Regions from separate parts of the Mus musculus genome. Here region 2 is linked to region 1. The links are chromatin contacts, found by Hi-C or POLR2A ChIA-PET in ENCODE. All regions are on one chromosome and are shown on one strand. The core of a region is the stretch at or near the end of the contact, and the rest is flanking DNA. Distances in the headings are between cores, read along the strand shown.

Evidence for each region. A loop is a pair of places that touch in the nucleus more often than their neighbours do. ChIA-PET counts read pairs that join two places held with the same protein, here RNA polymerase II (POLR2A).
Region 2: a loop to region 1 is called in a map of T-helper 1 cell, with 3 times the contacts of the local background. The contact joins two enhancer-like sites. A Hi-C loop is called at or near these places in 26 of 37 maps with a recorded cell type or tissue (CH12.LX, CH12F3, Patski and 11 more). POLR2A ChIA-PET finds 5 or more read pairs at or near these places in 1 of 5 experiments (Patski).

The regions. Positions count from the first base shown.
Region 1 is chr3:105,691,138-105,699,032 of GRCm38, forward strand. No RefSeq gene overlaps it. Among named protein-coding and RNA genes, the nearest start is that of Ddx20, 7.5 kb to the left of the region's middle. Within about 2 kb of position 4,719, at least 1 of the 3 ENCODE cell types and tissues checked has a DNase peak (open chromatin) inside an H3K27ac peak, as active enhancers do; it is heart, where a contact is called at or near this core.
Region 2 is chr3:105,889,433-105,897,327 of GRCm38, forward strand. All of the region lies in intron 1 of Tmigd3 (transmembrane and immunoglobulin domain containing 3), which reads left to right. Among named protein-coding and RNA genes, the nearest start is that of Adora3, 11 kb to the right of the region's middle. Within about 2 kb of position 5,224, at least 1 of the 3 ENCODE cell types and tissues checked has a DNase peak (open chromatin) inside an H3K27ac peak, as active enhancers do; it is heart, where a contact is called at or near this core.

The DNA.
Region 1 (7,895 bases), core at 3,469-5,968:
AGGCCTGTGCCCAACAATGGCTCAGAGACAACAAGGTACTAGGAGAAGTCCTCAGAAGCCAGGCAAAGTGTCCCAGCCTTCCCGCAGTCACAGGGATCCGTCATCATGGAGGTAGGGAAGGGTGCAGGCTCTTCTGCAAGCGGGCCCAAGGATTACTAGGCCTACGATAGATTTGGGACAAACACTGCTCACAGTGTGAAAATCCTGCTGTGCTCCATGCAAGGAGTGGAAATCAATGGAGAGATCAAAATGTGGGCGACTTTTCTGAAAACTTCTTAGGTTGTTTTGGTCCAACTTCAGATGCTGCCCCTGATGCCCTTGAACTCTACCTCAGAACTTCCCCTGGGAAGCCCCAGTCCTAGGCTCGGATTCCTTACATTGCTCTGTCTCACAATAAACTATCAACTTCTCCAGGAATTGTATCACCCTAAGCGCTCCATCCCAGCACAAGCCTCGGGCTTTTGGTAGACCTAGAAAATACTGAATGGCTGGCACCTTCCTGTTGAAAATTCTCTTCTGGACCTTGTACATTTAGCAATAGTACTGTGAAACTCATGCAGACTATCCAAGAACCTGGCTTTCACCCCAAGAGACCACTTTTCTAGAAAATAAATAAATAAATAAATAATATAGCTTTATTGACATTCTGTTAGTACATTTGTTGTTCGTGATGTTTTACAGATGCAAATAATACAATTCTGTTATTTGGGTTAAGTTGTATTATATTAAAAAAAAATCCCTTGGGAGTTGAAATTGCAGCAATGAGTGCTCTAAGATCAAGCACAACGGTAATCAATTGTGTGATAAGCAAATGAGATGTGAAGATGGCATTTACAAATATTAGGTAGATTGTCTCAGCTCCTTGCCTCTGGCAATATCACACTAACGATCCAGCCTTCTCTATGGCATTGAAGCCTACCTCCTCCAACCAGACCTAAATCCTTAGTGTCTCTGGTACTTTGTTCATGACATGCCAGTAAAGACTCTCTAGGAGCCACTAGAGGAAGAGACATCTGTGAACTGAAGTAAGAGAGTGAGAGTGAGACTCGGGCCCAGAATGGGTATGAAGATTCAAGTCAATTACTTCTAAGCCAAGGGAGAGGCTGAAAGGATCTCTAAAGGACGCTAAAGAAGGCTGGTGTGGAGGCTGCCCCAGCATTTAAGGATCATTGAGGGAATGTGATAAGCAGAGAAGAAAACTGAATTATTGAAGCTGCCTTCACTCATTTGACCCCCAAACCAACAGCAATGTATTTGGATTAATCACTGCTTAGTTTTTCATTCACCCATACAAATCTTCTCAACATGCCCTACAAAGTGTGCAAATACTGAAGGTGGGAAAGCAGAACAAGATAATTAGAGCCAATGACCTCAAGGGCAAACAGGTGTCATTTCCACTGAAAGCACAGGGTGCTATGGAAGTCAAGGATAACCAGCTAACCCAGGTGTGGAGAGTTAGGGACGACTGAGGGGTCAAAATTAGGACTAATTAAAAATGAGACTGTGTTAGAAACTTTGGTCTCTGGGAAGTTCATTCTACCCTAATTAAGTCCTGGGTAAAAGTAAGATGGTGGCACAAGTCCACAAAGCTCACGTGCACCCAAGCTTCTATCCTGCTAACCAAATAATTGCTCTCGCTCCAGCCATCATGTCTGCATTCCAGATATTAGGATGAAGGACGTGTCAAAATAGAAAGAGTAGAGGTCATGATGGCAGGTGCCCACCTTTACATTTATTTATTTTGTTTTATGATTACTAGTGTTCTGCTTACATGTATGTTTGGATGCACCACATATGTGACCACTGTCCTGGAATATGGTCATATATTATTTGTGAGCCACCATGTAGTGCTGGGGACCTCTAAAAGGGCAGTTGCTTTTAACTGCTGAGCCACCTCTTCAGCCCAAGAAAGCCCTCTTTTTAAAAAGGGTGTACTCCAAAAGCTACTACACTCCTGCTCGGCATTTCATTGATCAGAACTGAACCTGAGGGTCCTACCTGGCTTCAAGGAAGTCTGGGAATTATATTTGTAGGAATCACTTCTTTCTCTTCATCATGTGGGTTCTGGAAATTGAATTCAGATCATCAGACTTGGCAGCAAGCGCTTTTGCCCACGGAGACATCTTGCTGGGAAATATACGTATATTTCCTCAACTATCCATGTCTGTCTAACTACAGGTTATCAATGACTCTATTACTACAGAATACTTAGACCTGCCTAGCAGCAAAACCCAGACTCCGACTTCTGCCTGTCCCAAAAAAGCTGGCAGACCAGCCAGAGAAGAAGATCAAGTATGAAACACGCAGGCAGCACAGCACAAGCTGGTACGAAATCATTTGCACTGTTGGCATTCTCAGGTCCTCCGCTGCTCAGAGTGCGGCTGTCATGTGGGAGTGAGAAGTTCTAAGAAACTGAGGGAGACAGCCTTGGGTATTCAGAGAGCAGCGACTTTCTTGTTCCTCCGTTCTTCTCATCCTTGCACCAAGAGCCAAGTGCTTTGAAGGACACATGAAGCCCTGAGAAAAACTATGCACTTGACCCATTCCCTGAGCCCAGCACTGAGGGGGTGGCGTCAGTACCTGGAGCTGGAGCTGAGGCTGGTGTCCCTGAGAGAGGTGGGGCTGATAGTCTCTACTCCTGTGGGATGAAGCTTCTTCCCGCAACTCCTCCTCAGGCAGTGGGGGTGGCAGGAGAGCTTAGCAGGCAGGCGGGAAGCTATTCTGGGTGATGGAACAGTCTGTGTAGGGGTGTAGCAACATGAGGCACTTAACTCAGTAGCTTAAAGAAGGTAAGTCCTTCAGTGTGAACGGAGGCTGGGGTGGCAGCAGTTCCAGGAAATGAGGCTAGAAGGGATGTTTCGGCTCCATCTTATAGAACGCCTTGTTTGTCACCACAAGGAATATAAAGTGAGTGTGTCGTGCTTGTCTAGAGAGGGTAGTGTTATGTAACAGTGCAGAGAAACAGTTGGAAATGAAAATGGGACTTGACTCACAGCAAACTGGAGGGGTTAGAACTTAATTTGCAGGTCTGGGTGCATCACTAAGCTTTGTATCTGTTGAGACAGATAACAGGCAGGCCACTTTGCACCTGGCTTGCATACCTGCTGGCTCCTGGGTCTTCCTTTCTAAGTCCCAGCACTGTCTGCGTGCTGCTTACCCTGAACCTCAAGGCAGGTTTTTTCTAGCTTCTTTCCCCAGACTTCTCTACTTTTTTCTGTCTTATTCTTCAGCTCACGTGCAGTGGAGGAGAATAACTTTATCCCCCAAAAGCATCATGTGCCTTCTAGACACAAACTGTTCTATGACCCAGTTCAATCCCGGATGTCATTTCCTAATAGGGAGAATAATCTTTTTGACATGTGTCCCATGGTCACATCGATGGCATCATCAGTACTTCTTCAGAATGGAGCTGGGGATGGGTTACCCCAAAGGTCTAAGCCCCTGCAGTTTGAATAGCCACCTCTGGCTATGGGAATTTACACGGCTGGCTTTGGGACTAAAGCTCTAGGCAATCCTCCCACATATACCACATATACATGTACCAGATTCTCCTCTGCTCAAGGCCTGAGTTGATTGATTGCCCCATTTAACACCACTGCCCCAATCTTTAGAGAGGAAGGCAGAATGTTTGCTCTTCTTCTGAGAAAGGGGCCCAATTCATTCTTGTCCAAGCAGCATAATAAATAACCTGTCCCTTTTGGCAGGGAGTTTATTAGAGACTGATGGGACATTTAACAATAACTGGGGGCCTGTGATTTATTAGGTAGGGAGATTTGTGGCGTCTCTAAAGGCTGGGATGTGGAATTTAATTGATAAAGCGGCTGTCAGCCACTATGAGATGCGCTCAATAGAATATGCATTGGAAGGGATTCTCTTTGGAGCTGTCAGGAAGGGTTTCTGCTGATCATATTTGTCTCCTATGCATTGTGAGGTCTGCTGGATATCTGAGTGAGAGATAAATGGCTCAGAGATGAGCCTGGAGGGGCCTAGAGACAGGTGCACCTGTCGGTTGCTGGGTCAATGGAAGACTATGACACAAATGAGAAAAAGCAAAGGACTTCGCCATCCTCAGTGAAGGGGCCTCTCAAGCCTTTTGTTTTTCTTCTGTGAGCTTCTGGGGGGGGTGAGGGGGGATGGGGAAGGTGGGGGGGGGAGGTATTTAGCACCTATAGCCTAGAAAGAGAGATAAATGAAAGGATCATATGTCATGAAAGATTTATTTTGAAATCTAAACTTTCTGTAGCAGAGACAGCTTTCCTACCTCCTTTGCCTTGCCCTCCAGCCGCTTTCACCACTACAATCAGCACACACACACACACACACACACACACACACGCACGCACGCACGCACGCACGTGCACTTGCATGCCCATGCACACTGTGATCACTACTACCTCACCAATTACTCCACACTACAGTAACCTTGGAAGCCCTGGCTCAAGTAGGGCTCCTGCTTTCTTGCCAAGAACAGAGCCCCAGTAACCAAGCTGCAAGGAGCCTCACCTTGCTACTGTCAATGTCTTCCACTCCCAAATATCTCAGAATCCAGCCTGAGAACCTGGACACAAATGTTGATGGGGTTGGGTAGAGCACCCAGCCACCTGTCCACCCTTCCACTCCAGTCTGCCTGCTGTAAGGGAGATATTTCCATCAGAGCGAGCATAGCTCTGTCCTCAGGCAGCCCTGAGCCTTTGCAAAGCAGCTTCGCTCACATTTTGTTCTCTCCCCACCCTCTGGGCTGTTGCTCAGCCTTAAACAAGGCCATGTAAGGCGCGGAGAGGGGCTTTCTGGGGCCAGAGCCCGGTTGCCTCCTCTGATCCTCCTGCATCTATTCTTAGGTCCCAGCAGATTGGTCTGCCCCCTTGCTCCCTCCAGGGAAAGGGAGGGAGGGAGAGGCAATAGCCAGAAAGGAAACCATTGTCGCTGTCTAATCTGAGCCTCAGTGGTGACACTGAAGGACCTCTGAGAGGGATACAGCAACTGGTTTGATTAAATCAACCTTCTCCTGCAACCTTGTTAAATTAAACTGACAGGCTCAGAGAAGAGGAGGGGGGCAGCGGGATCGTCGCCTCTGGTAGGGCGGGGCGGGCACTGGTAAGAAGATCAGACAGAGGCAGAGCATCAGCCTGCCCGTTTCCCTTATTTGCTGACTGGAGAGAGGCGATGGGATTTATAGATGTGCGATGCTTAAGGACCTGTCTGAGCACAGGCTGTGGAAACTGATGCAGAGGCAGACGGCTGCCTCCCAGGAGGCTTGGCAAACTCCCCTAGCACTGAGGCCGTATGCACATTTAGAACATTTCTTTTGACATTTCAAAGGGCCTTCACATAACTTTGCCTCCATGACAGGCAAGCCGCAGTAGGCTTGCCAGCTTCACTTTGCTGCTAGAGAAACCAAGGCAGCAAAGACTGCAGAACTGACCTACAGTCCGTCCAGGAACCTGGGTTTGTTGCTTCCTAGTTCTGGCACACACTGCCTCTAGTTTTGTAGTATATGGCAGAATTTCCTCGGATTTAGTCTCCAGAGATTAGCCTTTTCTCCCACCCACTAGGACCTAAACTGGATGGCTTGCCTATTGGGCCATCAGGAAAACGCCACTTCCCAAATGGCCTCGTGCAGCCTACTTGCAAAACACATGGCTAGCTTCCAAAGATCAGGATTCCACTCCAGCATCTTCCTCTCAGCTACCCGCATGCCGGAGCCCTTCCACGTCATTTCCACTCAATCTAATTGTAATTAAGGGCAGGAGGTGAGGTGGGAAGATATTGTTAGCAACCCCAGCAATCAGCAAGAGGAGGGGGAGGCCAGCAGTGATACCCTGCTGGCTTCCTCACCTGTCACCCAGTTCCTCACCTGCCAAAACTAATTTTCCACTCACTGGTAGGTGTGAGCTCCTTCGGTGTCAGAGCCGCACGGAGACTCTCACACATGCGTACAGGCAGAACGGCCGTCGTGAATAGAGCAGTGCCTCATCCGCAGGCAGGCCCTTGTTCTCACCCCAGATACACACCAATGACGCTATTGACACATTACCCCTTCCAATCTCTTCTTCAGCGGGGAGCACTGGGATGGGAATTCTGGTCAAGGTGGTGAACACCAATCAGTGAGCACAGCTGGGACCTTGTCACACCTTGCTACTCTGGCACGCTCATTACCTACCCCAGGCTGCACACTAGTTAATGAGCAGCCTCTAGACACAGTGGAGGTGGCAGATGTGCTTAGACAAGATGTCCTAGTTTTCTTTCTGTTGCTGTGGTAGAAATTACGACCAAAGCAACCTCGGGAGGAAAGAATTTATTTGGCTTTCAGTTTTCATTCTGTCTTAGAAGAGAGTCAGTGCAGGAACTTCAGGGAGAACCCTGGAGGCAGGAATGGAAACAGGTTACAGGCTGGCTCTTCATGGCTCGCTTGAACTTCTTGCTCATACAACCCAGGACCACCTGCCCAAAGGTGGCATGGCCCACAATTGCCTGTCCCCCCTGAAAATCAACCATTAATCGTTTGAAGGCCTCACAGATCTGCATACAGGCTAATCTGATGAAGGCATTTTCTCAATTGAAAGTTTCTTCCTCCCAGATAACCTAAGCTTATGTCAAACTGACACCAAGTAGCCATCATAGAAGACAAACAACAAGAAACACCGTCAAGGGGAGTGTATGAATGCCACAGCAGGCCTACATTGAGCTCATTTCATGTCACTGTTCACAACGTGGAAAAGCCTAACAGTATCCAGACAGGTTGTGGATACTAAGACAAATACCACTGGCCAATTAAACTCATCCTTTGGGTTACGATTGACCACTCTCAACCCCAACAGCACCAACCTATCTAAAAACATTGAACAGGACTCTTCCAAGGGAAGGAATTAGAGTCCTCTAAGACAGTGATTCACAGCCTTCCTAACGCTGCAACCTGTTAATACAGTTGCTCATGCTGTGGTGACCCCCAACCTTAAGATTATTTTGTTGCTACTTCATAACTGCAATTTTGCTTCTGTTACAAATCATACTGTAAATATCTGATAGGCATGATATCTGATATGTGACTTCCAAAGAGGTCATGACCCACAGGTTAAGAAGCCCTGCTCTAGAAACACCCGGCAGGGGAGGATAGAAGGGAAGGAGGTCCTTTTTGGGGACAGGGGTCACAGATCATTGGCCCTGGCTCCTGTGCTAATTCTATCCTTAGCACCTTGGTGACCTAGGGCAGATAACTAACACTCTGTCCCTCACTTTCTTGACTTGTAAAAATATGGGCTTAGTCAGGAAATGCAGAGTGCTAAGAATGTTTAGAACTGTGGCAATCATAGAGGACAAAACTGAGACCCAGAGAAGTTGCCTTATCAGTTCAAGGCCACACAGTGAGTAGAATGGCTGATAGGGTAGATCTGTCATCATAGCCAGTGCCGGTGGGTGTATCTAGCATCCCCCTGGGTGTGGCCTGAGGCAGGTGTCACCAACTCATGTATTCCCTCTGTCATCTGCAGAGAACTGGGGGCACATACATCTCTGAATTCTGGGCCTGACACAAGGAAAGCCTTCTATACATGTAAAGTCAGGAGTGTTTCCAGTGGCACAGAAGAGACTCAAGCCTGTTTATCATCTTTTCCAGTATTCCCATGAACTCACAAGCCTTGATTTTTTTTAATAAGGTCCTCTGTGATTCCAAAATTCTACATTGTACATCAGAAATCTCCAACCAAGCTATTTTCCAAACTCTCCATGCAGAGACACAAAAGGCTCTTTAGGAGATTCGTTATTCATTCTCCATTGCCCCCTTCTTTTTCTGATGATGGTTTATGGGGAATGATCACAACAAAGAAAGTCTGCCCAGGGTTGGGAATGAGGCAGTCAAACTTCCCAGTGTTCAACTCCTGAGTGTGCCCAGCTCCGAT
Region 2 (7,895 bases), core at 3,974-6,473, 200 kb after region 1:
GGTGCCAAATTAACAGTGCTGTCATTAGTAAATGATCTGTTTAGTGTGGTTTGGTTAAAAAACATAAAACAGACAAACAAAATGAAACACACACACACACACACACACACACACACACACACACACACACACACACACAAACCAACTTCTGAAAAAGGATCACCCACCTCTTGGTAGAGCTCAGAAAATTCTCTATAAACAGTGGTAACTACAGCCCATCCAACTGTAGCCTGGGTCTAGCCAAAAGGTTTCAAGTGGAGGCTCTGGGGCCTGATATATATAATTTAACTCAGCCTGCTTGCCTGTAAAGTGGCCATCATAATATCTGTCTTGTAGGAAATCCATTAAGGCATGTGAAGGGCCAGTCTGCATAGCATAGCAAGCATTCAACTGATAACTCGCTATTCTTGCAGAGAAGTGGTTAGGGAGAACACTAGGAGGAGTGTTTTTAAGAAAACATTTGTTATTTACTTGTAGTTGTGTGTGTGTGTAGGCATACTTGTGCCACAGCACATGTGTAATGGTTAGAGGACAACTTTCAGGGATCAGTTCTCTTCTACCACGGTGTGGGTTCTGGGGAGCAAACTCCACTTGTTAGGTTTGACAGTGAGTGCTGTTACTGCTGAGCCATCTTGTCAGCTCAGAAGAACACTGATTTCAACAAGAGCCTCTAAAGTATTTAATATAGAGTATGAAAGGGACTCCAACCAAATAAGCAAAGAATCCACCCAGCAGTAGAAACCATCAGAGGACCTGCAGGAAAGGAGCCAGGTGTTCATAAATGTCATCTCCACGACTTCTCACACCTCTCTGTATCTCTTTGAATCTCATTTGACAGTTGTGGAAATGGGCTCACAATAGTTAGTCACTTGCTGAAGATCACGCAGCTGCAGAAGGGCAGAGCTGGGCTTTTGAAACACTCCCTCTGGCCTGTGTTTTTGTGGGCTGAAATTCAGTAATGTTCAACTCAGGGCAGATCTCCAGAACATTAACAAGTTAGGAGGTTTCTATGTTCAGGGAAAGGAAGTGTGAAAGCCTAACCTCTATCTGCTGGCAGCTTGGATATGTGGAGAGGAGAGCAGAAGGCTGCTGGCAGGGGCCTTTCTGCTTTACTGCAGCGATAGCTGCTGGGTCCCGTCAACTCACCCTGCAATGTCAGGCAGCACAGAGTCATCCAGAGAGAGAATCTCTTAGTGATGTATGAGACCTGCTGGCCAAAGACAAGGAGTATGGGCTCTTAGGTTACTCAGCATTCCTCCCCACCACAAGGAGAGATCTTTAGGATTCTTAACCTGTGGGACTCATCCACTTTGGGGTCCAATGACCCTTTCACAAGGGTTTCTTAAGACCATAGTAAATATCAGATGTTTGCATTACAATCCATAACTGAAGCAAACATAGTTATCAATAGCAACAAGATAATTTCATGATGAGGGGAGGTCAGTACAACATGAGGAACTGTATTAAAGGAATACAGCATTAGGAAGGTTGAGAACCACTGTTCTAGAAGATTCCTGAGACCTGAGACAATTCCTAGCAAGTACAGGGTGGTGTGTGTGTGTGTGTGTGTGTGTGTGTGTATGTGTGTATGTGTGTGTGGTGAGACAGAGCCACCATAACCTGAATAACGTAGGCTGTAAACTGGAGAACCACAGTAGCCTTCCCTTATGCAGCTCTATCAGAGAGAGAATGATGACGCTGGAAATAGTGTGGAGTCTTGAGGGCCTAACTGTGAAGAGACTGTCCCGGCAGCACTTGGGGTTGGTGCAGATGATAGTGTCTGTATCTCTGGTGTCCTGCAGGACCCCTTTGCCTCTCCTGGTCTTAGACAAATGCATCAGTCACTTTTCTCATCCTTTCAACACAATACCAGACAATAAAACTTAAAGACGCAAACAGTGGTTCTGACTCATGGTTTCAGGCCATTGCAGCAGGGAGGTTTTGGCAGGAGCAATGTTCTTTACAGTGAAGCAGTGACCCAGTGGGACCTGGCTGGTATAAACCTTTAAAGGGCCACCCATGCTGACACATTTCCTGAAGCTAAACAGGCTTCTCCTACCGCCTGCAAATTATCATCAAAAGCTGGGAAGCCAGGGTTTAAAAATTGAACTGGTCAGAGCATAGTTCAAATTCAAACCATTATCAAAAGTGCCCTGCACTGTCCACAGTAGGACAGCATCTGGGTGACTCTCCCAGCTGCTTGCCCACCATCCTTCCACCTCTGGTTCTCACACGTTCCAGCTCTTCTTCTTGAGGCACAAAAATAATGGGGCTGGAAGCTGTCTCAGGATGTTTGGGTCCCACATATACAGAAACTGAGCAGAAAAAAAAAAAAAAAAACAAAACAGGCTATAAGACCTCAAGTGTCAACATGGCCCATGTGTTCTGTGAAAGGTCCTGCTCTGCCCTGGCCAGAAAGAAAAAAAAAAAAAAGAAAGAAAAAAGAAAAAGCACTAAAAGTTCACTAACCTGGTTGTTTAAATATAGGAAAGGAAACAGATGCTGGCTGGCGGAAGTGGGTTGGGGGGTGGTGCTTGAAGCCTAACCTCTGCTGATTTGCTGTGGGACCTTTCTGTTGTTACCCTGGGCTATATCTCCCTCAGAGCTCCTCCTCATGATAGACAAGAGAGGGTTATTTTTAAGCTGATCTTTGTGACTTCCTTTTGGCTTGTGTCCTCTGCTTCCTTGGTAGTCCTATTCTGGCACAGCCTGTCAGGCTGTGGGAGGTGAGAGCTGTTTTTGTATGGGCAAATGGCAAAGGCTGAGTGGGGAGCCCAATGGTGCCGACTCGGTCAGGCTGAACGCAATCCCTCCACCCCCCAATGGACTCGTGACAGGACAGTGTGGAGGAGTCCCAGCTTCAGGCCTAAGGCTTAGTCTCAGAGTGTGTAGGTAGCACACAGCATCCACTTCGGAATCCTCTGACCGGATCCGTAGTATCCAGATAAATACAGGGGTGCTACTGTGTCCTCAAATGGTCTGTCCTCCGAAGAGCTCCCCTTTCTGGAACCAGGCTGGGCTGCCCTCTGTGGTCTCCGAGGTCTCTCTGAGTTCCTGGGGAGGATAGGATGTCTGGCTAGGTGCACTTCTAGCATCCTCAGACTGTGTGCTGATGAATCAGCAACCTGTCCCAGTCAGTCTCTTCACCGTACATATCAAAGGAGGCGAGTGGAGATCTCGGTAGCTCCTGGGGGTGGGGGACGGCCTCAACCGAGTTCCTGTTGATCCCTCTCACTTCCTCTTGTCTTCAGTATATGGTGGAGGCCCTGAAGTGCAGCTGGTGCCCAATGGCTGCCTGCGATAATGCATGTCTGTGGTTTCTCGTTCAACCTCTGGTTACCTCCCGGAAGGGCCCTCCTTAGTCTTCTCAGGAGATTGCTATGGTCCCCAGCTCTAATCAGGGATCACACAGAGCCACACCCTCTTCTGATTTCAAAGATCTCTCTCTCTCTCTCTCTCTCTCTCTCTCTCTCTCTCTCATATCATACATGCAGGCTGAAGCCTGGGAGGGAATAGTTTAGAAATTAGTACTTCCTTGCCAAGACCCAAGAGAACACAGATCAGGTCTCACAGAAGGTAGAAGTCTTGGTTGAGTAGCCCTTGTGTAGTCAGGCAAAATAAGCTAGTCTGTGTCTTTCCACAGTAACTCCCATGTGACGCTTAGAAAATTCTTTCCACTTCAGAGTCCATGTCAAGAAATAGTTGGGTTTTTGAGATTTCCCCCTGCAGACGAAGAGCTGGCTCTGCACGACCTTTCTGTTGGGCCCAAGCTTCTGACGCTCAACCTCAGCTACTGCAGAAGTGAGGAAAATCCAGCTCTCAAAGCAGCAGCTGGATTGTTGATCTGCTCCAGGCCTTGTGTCACCTGACTCCAGCAGCTGCTATCCAAGCCTCTGGCGAGCTACTTAGCCTTTACGGAAGGTGATGTGGTGTTGTGTGTGCGTGACCATGCATCCCTCCTACCTGCGCCCTCCCTTACTTGCCGTGGGTAGGGCAGTCATCGCACCTGCTTCCTCTTTGGGTCTGTGAAATGAGAGCCACTTCGGCTTTGCCACATCTAACATCTAAATGGTATTTAGGAGAACAACAGCATAGCTCCTTGACTTGGTTAGGGCCAGGCAAGGAGTTCTGTAAGTGGAAGGTGAGGAGGGTCGTGAAGTAACCCTTTAAAAATGTTTATTAATCCTTTGAGGATCACACACACTTACACTCACATACACATACTCACATAGTCACATACCCTCACAGACACATACTCACACAGAGAAACTCATATACTCATACAGTCACATACATTCACACACACCCTTACACACAACATATTTGATCATGTTCACTCCCTACTCCTCCCCTAACTCCTCCCAAGAATACGCCCACCCCCAACCCCTCCTAACTTCATGTCCTTTAAAAAATTATTTTTATAACCCGTTCTCGATGTCCATATATTAGTGGGTGTGGATCCACCCACAGTAGTGTGATTGACCTTCCAGGGGCCATGCCCTTAAAGAAAACTGACTTTCCCTCTCCCAGAAGGACACGCCCCCTGCTTGGACTTAGGTTTCTGGAGCAACCTTCCCTTAGGCTGACCTTCCGGCAGTTCCTTGGAGCCCCACCCAGCCAGCAGCTGCCCTCGCCTCCTGCAGATGTTTCCAGTTTGCAGATTGCTTGGGGTTCTCTTTGGTCATTCGTTCCATTTGCTCAGAAACAACAGCCAGCATTCTTGTCGGGAAGTGAGAGAGTGCCAACCTCAGGATGACACAAAAGGCCCCAGTCATGGGAACTAGATAGAGATGGGGTGGGGGCTGGAAAGGACCAGAGACTGGACCATCTGCAGTGACCTAGACTTCTGCTGGCCTCTGCTGCAGCCGGGGCCACCAAAACAACATCTATCTGGCTTCCATCTGGCAGGGCCCAGAGTGGGTCAGTTGAGTCATCCTGGAGGGTTCAGGTCAGAAAGAGCCATTCTCCTGGAGGCCCGGGAATGACTGGAGAGTCATTCTGGTTCCTTGGCCCTTCACAGTCAGGATCTATTCCAAGGTTAATGAAAGGTTAGAAAGTGTTTGGTATTCAGGATCAAGTGCAGACACAAATGAATAGGCTGCGCATTAAATCGTAAATTGTGTGCCGTGCGTTTCATGTCTGTCAAGCAGCTGTTTTGGCAGGAGGTGACCATAATATTCATCAACCTTCACACCCTGCCCAGAAGGTGGCCTTTTTATAGCCTTGAAAAGTGCCAAGTGCTCTGCCACGCCCTCCAGAATGAGTGACAGGTAAGACACAGAAACTGTGGTTATGGTTCTGAATAGGGCGGGCTCTTGAGATAGCCAGGCTTCACCTGCAGCAACGGAGAGGCCCCTGTGGCTGCGGGTGCTCCATCCTGCCTGTCTAGGAACTGCCTGCAGTCAGACCCCCCAGGCTGGCCTCTGCCTGGGCTCACGAAGGGGGGCGGTCTCATAGCTGAACCCTGGCACAAGCTTCTTCATGCGGTCAAGCCACTCACTTCCTGGCAAGTAGAGAAGATAGGAGAAGACGTCATCGCCGTCCTGCCATCGCCTTCGGGTGAGTCCAGTTTCTGAAGCTCAGAAAACCAACAGAGGATTTGGAGCAAAAAGCTTCTTCAACAAAAGACGAGAGAAAGGTGCCAAGGAAAGCCACATCTAGACCATTCCAACCTCAGGGGCACAGCCAGCCTGCAGTTCACGGTTCACAGAGGGTCTGTGGGTATAGAGACGCTTCCTGTTGGTTCAGTAACCAGCAAGCACCTCATGAGGAGTCACTGGCCCGGTGCCCATGAGGCCCACAGGAAGAGCATGGGTGCAGGACTCTAAGAGTGGTCCAGACCCTGCCCCAGATGTTGGGTGTTTTTTACTTCTTTCAGGTCCCAAAGAATAATCTTCCTCCTTCACCAAAGAGGAATTAAAGACATGGGAGATTGGGCAATGTGGCCAAGGTTATCCGCTTAGAAACAAAGCTCACAAAGCAAGAAGGACGTGGCATGTTCAACGTCTGAGTCACTCGCTGGCAGCCAGCCCATTTTGATTTCTTCCCCGGGGCTGGGCCTCAGGGCATAAATGCAGTGGGACAGGCCTGACACCTGGAGGCAGAAGCCCTGTGTGTACATGGAGTGGGACAGGAGGTGGTTCGATGCGGGAATCTCACCGAGGCAGAGAACTCTGGCACAGGTTTGAGTGCTGAAGGTCTGGAAGGTAACTTCCAGTAAGAGGTGATATGACTGGCTGGCACATCAACCTGGATGGACAGGGCAGGGAGACTGGCCATGACACATACATGCAGTGGATCACTGTCTGGTTGGGTGGTCCTAGGGTGTTCATCTGTGGGCTCAGCGAGGTGGGCACCAGAATAAACAAGGAGCTAAATGTTCTGGCTAGCCGGTTTTGACCTCAAACCAGTCACTTTGGGCACCAGTTTCCTCTCATGTTCAATTCCACTTCTAGCACACTTGTGCTCTAAAATCTCACTGTGAATGTTGATTTGGGACAAGAAAAGTGATGAGTGTAACACCAGGAACAGTTCTAAGCCCTACAGAAAAAGCAAGAAGAACAGGGCCAAGAACAAATGACAGAGCTCTGATCATGGAACACAGAAAACAGGGTGCCCATGGCATCAGATTAGACAAATCACACTGAAGAGAGAATGGACGTGTGGTGGTAAACAAGCATAGAGAAGCCACAAACTGTCTTGTAAGGCATTCTCTCTAAGGGCCTCTTAACCAGACTGAGTAACATAACCCCAAAAGACTGCAGGGAAAAGATGCAACAAAGAAACAAAAAATGGACCCTCTCGTTCCTCTCAGCTTCTGCCCAACACAGTGACATGGTTAGCACCCTCTTGGGCTGGGGTGGGATGTGTGTGGGGGTAGGGTGGGGACAGACCTGGGAATAATATATGCATTCAGCTCCAACATAAAACAGGTCTCCCATGTTGCCAGGTGTTATAAGAGGCTCCTGGAGGTCCAAAGTTGAATAGGAAGTGGGAGAAACAATTTAACTCCAAAGTAGCATAAAAGTGCTCAAAGAGAGGATAGCATAAGCTGAAATGGAATCCATAGTGAGGGAGGGGCCACTGGCTGCCCACCAGCGCCTTTGATCCTTCTTGGGAGTTGATTGTACATACAATGGTAAGTGGGTTCTGCCTGTGCCGTGGGTGGCACCATCCCGGATACTTCTGGGCATCAGTGCCCCAAGCTCTGTTATTGAGTCCTCTCCAAGATACTCAATTAAAATGACAGCTTTGCCATGTTTTGTTTCTTGTTTCTAGAGACAGGGTCTCACTTTGTAACCTTGGCAGTCTGCTCTGGCTTTGAATTCACAGAGATCAAGCTGCCTCAGCCTCCCAACTTCTGGGATTCCAAGCATGCATCTGGCTGGGTATTTTATTTTTAGAATTACACAAATCCCTATGGGTGAATGGGAAGCAACACCAAAGTTCCTTCTATGTGCTCGTTATTTGTGACTTGCAGTCTTCCCAAAAGCATGTGCTCATAATAAAAGAACAGAGCATGACAACTAAGATACCAGGAGCCAGGGCTGGAGATTTGACTCAGTGGTTAAGAGCATTTGCCACGGACTGGAGAGATGGCTCAGCGGCTAAGAGCACTGACTCCTCTACCAGAGGTCCTCAGTTCTATTCCCAGCAACCACATGGTGGCTCACAACCATCTATAATGGGATCCAGTGCCCTCTTCTGGTGTGTCTGAAGACAAAAACACAGTGTACTTACATATAATAATAAATAAATCTTTAAAACAAACAAACAAACAAGAGCAATGGCAACTTGTGATGGTTTGAATAAAAATGGCTCCCTTAGGTTCATAGGGGAGTTGCAGTATTAGGAGGTGTGGCCTTGTTGGAGGAACTGTCACTGTCTCAGAAGCT